Linked DNA regions of Homo sapiens: region 2 is linked to region 1. A link is a contact called in ENCODE Hi-C data. All regions are on one chromosome and are shown on one strand. Each heading gives the region's core, a stretch centred on a gene start or an enhancer-like site at or near the end of the contact. The rest is flanking DNA. Distances are from core to core; before and after follow the strand shown. Region 1 overlaps HECW2 (HECT, C2 and WW domain containing E3 ubiquitin protein ligase 2). Region 2 overlaps HECW2 (HECT, C2 and WW domain containing E3 ubiquitin protein ligase 2).

Evidence for each region. Hi-C counts contacts between places; a loop is a spot of excess contacts on that map. Pooled maps may share reads with other maps.
Region 2: a loop to region 1 is called in a map with no recorded cell type, with 2.1 times the contacts of the local background. The contact joins two enhancer-like sites. A Hi-C loop is called at or near these places in 1 of 168 maps with a recorded cell type or tissue (GM12878), 10 of 37 single-sample maps with no recorded cell type and 10 of 50 pooled maps.

What each region holds. Positions count from the first base shown.
Region 1 is chr2:196,248,318-196,251,451 of GRCh38, forward strand. The region is part of intron 19 of HECW2 (HECT, C2 and WW domain containing E3 ubiquitin protein ligase 2); the gene reads right to left. Among named protein-coding and RNA genes, the nearest start is that of HECW2-AS1, 10 kb to the right of the region's middle. Within about 2 kb of position 1,659, at least 5 of the 41 ENCODE cell types and tissues checked have a DNase peak (open chromatin) inside an H3K27ac peak, as active enhancers do.
Region 2 is chr2:196,378,475-196,381,813 of GRCh38, forward strand. All of the region lies in intron 2 of HECW2 (HECT, C2 and WW domain containing E3 ubiquitin protein ligase 2), which reads right to left. Among named protein-coding and RNA genes, the nearest start is that of HECW2-AS1, 120 kb to the left of the region's middle. RefSeq lists an enhancer at 1,921-2,060. Within about 2 kb of position 1,748, at least 2 of the 41 ENCODE cell types and tissues checked have a DNase peak (open chromatin) inside an H3K27ac peak, as active enhancers do.

The DNA of each region.
Region 1 (3,134 bases), core at 409-2,908:
GGACAAGGGAGACTAACAACACAAAAAGTTAAGTCTCTATACTATGAGAGAGACAGTGTCTGTGGCTTTCTTTTGGTCTCTGGGATCACAACTTCCCCATCCCTACCCACCCAGGGAGCATCCTTCATTTGTGCAATTTGGTTCCTAGATCATCTTTGTAGGGCTGAGTCAAGGGAAGGGATCAAACACCTTTTCTAAAAACAACTCTAAAGCTACTTCAGGGACTGTAGGAAAGGTGGGGAAAGGGAGAGGGACAGATGAGAGAGAGAGAGACAGACAGACACACACACACACACACACACACACACACACACAGAGAGAGACAGAGAGGAATAGAGAGGGAGGAAGGAAGAAAAGGAGAGAGAGAATGAGCAGAGAAGAGGAACTGTTTGTGAAAAGAGAAGATGACATAAACAGCTGGTAAAATGCTAAGACTTTGTGGTGGGAGAAAGAAAACGAAGATCATTAAGGGCACACAATGTGGTGGGAGAAATAATTCCCTCTCACAACCCATCCCCTCAAGACAATCTTTAGTAAAGACCCACAGGGCTCTTCTGTGCTCTCTGAGTGTTTTACTTCTGTTGAAGGTGACTTTCTGCTGGTGCTAGTTTCCAGGGAGTCCAGCTCTAGTCAAGTAACAAGAGCTCTGCATCATGATTCATAGGCACAATGATCCCCCCAAACCATGAAATATCCTCAATGTGCAGTGTATAGGAAAGTAAAGAGAAATATAATATATTTATGAAAGAGTTTCAGCAAATAGGGGGTCAAACAAATTCTCATACAGTTAAAATCATAGCTTTGGTTACCTGGAAAATCCACATAAGAGAGCACATCTCCAATAATATCAGATAAATTAGGTGTTATTGCATTTAATTTCCTAGAAATGTGCAGCTTAAATAAACTTCTGGGTCCCATATTTGGCATAATAAGCCACATGGTGTTTGGAAAGATCTTTTCCTTCTGGCATCACTGAGGTTGGGATTGGCATTATAATGGTCCTAGAAAAACAAACCTTCACATTCCAAAATTTTGACAAATTTTGGTGAGCACTCTAACAGCTGCAAAAAGCAGTGAGTCAAAGTTTCCAAAGCCCCTCTCTCTTCTGCACTTGAAAATACATGTCAACGTGCTTGGAATGAGGAAAAGGGGGAAAGTTTACCAGGTTCCTAGGAATTCTCAATGAAGATCATTAAAATTTATTACTGTCATAATTTTCAAGATATTATTCTCACACCACTAAAAGGGGTGAAATTATAGTCACAAGGAGGATCAGACCACTTAAAAAAATCTGTTTGAAATGTTGCTTTCACAAAACCTTCAGGAATCCTGGTAGAAGGAGAAGCTATTTTATTCAAAGGAACAGAAGATTCCTCCAGAGGGGAAATGAGGTTAGGTAGTCCTGCCCTGGTATCATGTGGAATTTGTTATAGTGACTTCCATTGATATCAGGCTGTACAACCCAGTTTCAAGATCAAACAAAGCCCACTGAAACAGAGTAGGCCAGAAATATGGAGATGATTCTTCCTGAAAATTAAAACCACCACAAACACTGCTAGCAATTTAGATATATTTGGGTTACACAGGTCTTTGGAAAATGTTTAACTCTAAATGTAAGTTTCTAGAATGGATTTTATTGTCACCAATGATTACTCATGTGCATTTGCGATGCTAAATGAGGAAGTGAACTCAGCCACATTTAGAGTGCTCATACAGTCTTGAAGAATGTGTGCAGTCTTCAAGTGCATGCCTTTAAAGAGCACGGAAGGGGCAGCATTTGGCAATTTACCTTTTCCTCAGGGAGGAGAGGCCACACAAAAGGCCTGGAAAAGGACAGCCTTGACTGGCACGAGCAACAATCCACATGGCTTCATGTCTTTAACCATAAAACACAGGTAAAGGGATGGTCCACTTTAAACCCCAGCATAGGCTCTTACTAAGATAAAGTCCACTCTGCATGATTAAATATCTAAGCAGACAGCTCTGCAAATCAGGGTTCGTATGTTCCAGTTGTTAATGGTTCAAATGTGAACAAACTACTTCTCAGAATCAAATTTCCAGAAAGAAAGAAAGAAAAAGCGACACATTAACCTTTATTGGCTACTTGTTATGTTCCAAGCACCAAGCAAAGTGTTCTCCAAAAATAATCGTGAGAGGTGAGGTAATTATTGTTATCTCTATTTTATAGAAAAAGAGATTCAGGCTCAGGGAAGGAGGTACCCTGCCTAAAGTCAGACAGTTGCTAAAAGAATGAAATTCCCAGTTGGGAATTTCATGAAGTTTTCCCCTAAACCTTTAAACTTACCTGTAGTGTCATACACTTCTTTCAGCCTGTGTCATCAAAATAGGTGTCCCTATTTTGTTCCAAAGTTGGCCTGTGTTTCTTCCTTCAGTGTCGTGCTGCCCATGAGCCTGCCTTATTCCACAAACCACTTTCCTTCCACTCACGTCCTGTGTCCTCTGCACATGTATGCTCAACTTCCCATCCTAAAATTCCTTCCCTCTCTCTTCTCCTAACTACTGTTCTATTTTGCTTTCTTTTTACCTCCAGATTTCGTGAAAAGAGCATTTGACTTCTGCTTCAGATCCTGTATCATTCTGTCACCAATCATGATCCGGTTTATAACCTATTACTTCACAGAACCTGCTTTGGCAAAGACCATTGATAATGTCATGATTTTCAAATCTAAATGAGGCCTCTTTTCAGATCTCATCCTTCTTGATGCCCTATCCCCCTTTTGAGACAGGGTCTCACTCTGTTGCCCAGGCTGGAGTGCAGTGGCATGATCATGGCTCCCTGCAGGCTTGACCTTCTGAGCCCAAGTAACCCTCCCACCTCAGCCCCCGTGAGTAGCTGGGACTTCCTGAGCCCTTTGAGCATGTGGCTCTATTGACCACTCCTCTGTGAAACCCGGCTCCCCTGAAAAGACTTTCCTAACTCTATTCAAAATCTGTTGGCTCTCTTTCTTTCACTTGCTTCTCTGTCTCAGCTCATCCCTTAAATATTGAGGTTTCTCATGACATCATCCTCTATTTCCTCTCCTTTTCAATGACTTTCTCCCCAGTTGCTTTAGTCTATACTCTAGGTTCCAGTTGCCACCAGTACACTGAACTCCTTGCTTTCAACCTCTCCT
Region 2 (3,339 bases), core at 498-2,997, 130 kb after region 1:
CATTAGAACACATGAAAATAAAATGTTTAAACACGAGTTCATAGCAATATTAAAATATATGTAGCCCCTAAATAAAATAAAAGTAAAACTCATTAGTCACAATTGACAATAACTAGGGCACCAATGCCCACATATTCTGAAAACTGTCATTGAAAATTAAAGAATTAAGCATCATTTTGCTTTTCCAGAATGAACAGTATTTCAAAGGTACTAACAAGCCATGAGGAGAAGTGCTTTTTACATAAGAATTCCAGGAAATAAGTACAGAAGAAATAAGATAATTACAAAATTCATAATTTTTCAATGCATAAGAAAATAATATATTTGAAAACATTAGACAAAAAAATCAATGAGAAACATTCTAACGAAGACATTACGCTGCCACAACTTGAACCCACTAATCAATCTTAGCATCACGAAGAATGGGGCAGTCAGACTCTTGTGTAACTTTTGATGGAATGCAACATGAAGTACACAGCACCACCAAAGAAGCATCCTTGGGGAAAAACATTAACTTGATGATATTCAAGACCCTTTTGGTTAACCTCCAATTTATAAGAAATAAGGGAGTCAGTGGAACAAGTTAAAAGACAATACCAGTGAGCAAAAAAAAAAACAAATCCTGAATGTGAGACATTCTCAAGGACAACAGATACAGTTGTCACTGGCACTGTGAAAAATGAAAGGAAAAAATGATAGTGAAAAGAGTCAGATAAAACTAATGCACTCTAAATAAGTCTATTTTTATTTACAGTTCAAAAACAGGCAAAACTAACCTACAATCAAGCCTTAAGGAGGCTGTGATTGGGAGTATGAGAAGGACTTTTGAGGTGCTGAGAATACTCTATGTCCTGATCTGGGTGGCAGTTATACAGGTCTACACATACGTAAATGTTCATTACACAGTACACTTAAGATTATGGCAACTTGGCTGGGCGTGGTGGCTCATGCCTGTAATCCCAGCACTTTGGGAGGTCGAGGCGGGTGGATCACGAGGTCAGGAGATCGAAACCATCCTGGCTAACATGGTGAAACCCCGTCTCTACTAAAAATACAAAAAATTAGCCAGGCGTGGTGGCGGGCGCCTGTAGTCCCAGCTACTCAGGAGGCTGAGGCAGGAGGATGGCATGAACCCGGGAGGCAGAGCTTGCAGTGAGCTGAGATCACACCACTGCACTCCAGCCTGGGCGACAGAGCAATACTCCGTCTCAAAAAAAAAAAAAAAAAAACAAAAAGATTATGGCACCTTAAGGACTTTCCTAAATATGTGCAATTCCTCAATAAAACAATAAAAGAGACATAATTAGCCTATGGTGTTTGAAGTCAGGACAATGGTTACCTTTAAGGAAGAGTGTTACTGAGAAGATGCAAGAGCCATAAATTTATGATGATTTTACTTCTCTGCATGTATGCTATTCTCCAGCAAAAAAAAAAAAAAAAGGATGAGGGGAGAAGGTACTGCTCTACATTAAAGGTGACATAATAAATAAATTGTTAACTGGATTTTGCTTAAATCAATTATTTTTGAGAAACAGTGAAATTTTAATATTAGATAATTCTTGTGTATAATATTAAGCATAATAAAGACATTTTGCTTATTTAAGAAAATATCCCTATTAGAAGTTCATAGGGGTGAAGCAGTTGTCCTGTGTGGCTATTTAAGTCCCTGCTCAGTTCACTCAGTGGTTGGATAACAAATGCACAAAGATTTGCTTAAATGCACTCAATCAGTAAGTCCCCCAGCCTTTGCTGATGGGCTGTGTGTGTTTGATGGAACACTCCTTCAGTACTCTAAGCAGTTTATAGCTCTGCCTTAACTTTTACTTCCTGCTTGCACAGAGCCTGAAGGTCAGGCACAGAAGAAAATAAGGTCTCTCCTGGGTATGCACACAGCCCTTTGTATGCATTTGGCTTTCCCAATTCCCAGGAATATATTTGAGCTTTTCAAAGCCTGCTATGCACATCTCTTTCTCTATATTGTCCTTTTCCGTTTTTTTCTGTTAGTCCCTTATGTGCCCCAAGTGGTATTGCCACCTCAGGTAAGTGCAGTGTTAAACAACTGTCATTGGTTGTTTTTGAAAAGTGTTCTGGTGATAGGGTTGTTTGCACCAAAGAAGCTATGAGCCAGGTTAACGAAAGTCCTGCAAATGGGGCTTTTCCAGAGAGCTGCCAGACATGTCAGGTAGTGACAATTCTCTAACAGGGATGAGGTTTTTGGGGAAGCTCCAAACCCATTCTGCTGCCGTTAGTGGCTCGTAAGGTGTGTTTGTTTTCATGACTACCATGGTTGCAGAGCTTCTGGTTTTCAGTTATTGCAGAGCTGGGGAGACAGGAATGATAAAAGGCAAGTCATAATAAAATGTTACACAGCCAAAGCCTACTGTGCTGAGTTCAACCTGTTTCTTGAATAAATGCTCCTCATGTACTTGAAAGCTTTTGGCTGATTTCCAGAGTTCTAAAAAAGTTGACTTTTGCAATTTTCTCCAGTGTTTTCATTGCTTTTTTGGGGAGCAGAATGTGGTGGTGGGGGTTCTCACTCTACCATTCCCGAAGTGCTTCTCCTCACAATCATCCCTTGAAGATTAGATTGGGGTAAGAAAACCCCTGACCTAAGCCCCGTAGGAAAACCCTACCCGGCTTCTCAGCTGCCATTTACAATAAGCACAGTTGCTTAAAGCATGATGCTCTTTAGAAAGTCTAAAGTCCCTTAAGACACTGTTCTGTGACCATGAACCTCACCAATCACCCCACATGGTTCTCACGTCACTGAGTCTAAGGATCAGTTCAGCACAAAGTCATCCCTCCTACTAGAAAAATGATTAAATTCAGCATGTCCTACTAACCATGTGGACTATGATAGTAGCTTCTATGAAGGTTTTATCTTCATTTCATAATGCTTTGGTGCCTTAGCTGTTAATAAGTTGTAAATCAGTATAGAAAAATAAAGTAAAATCAATGTCCATATAAAATTCTACCCAAAATCAACCAACAGTGAAATTTTCAAGCAGGTCACTGGTTTCTCATAGCGTCAGGATTATAAAGAAGCAGGTTCCAGTCTATTAATAGCCAGAAAATGTTCCTTATATTATAATAAATAAAAGTAGACGAAAAGTTCTGGGAAGTCAGGAAGCAGACATTTGCCTCCTACCAGGAGGGCAAGAGTTTCCCAGAAATCAGACCCAGCTGAGGTTATAAGGGTCATTAGTAAGGCAACATCCCCATGATAAGGTTCTCTGTGGACCATGACTAGAAGTCTAGTGTGATATAAAGAAGACAGCTTTCCTAAACTGCCAGATTTCCTGCAGAAATCTACTGCAGGACACAGCTGACATTAGTCTT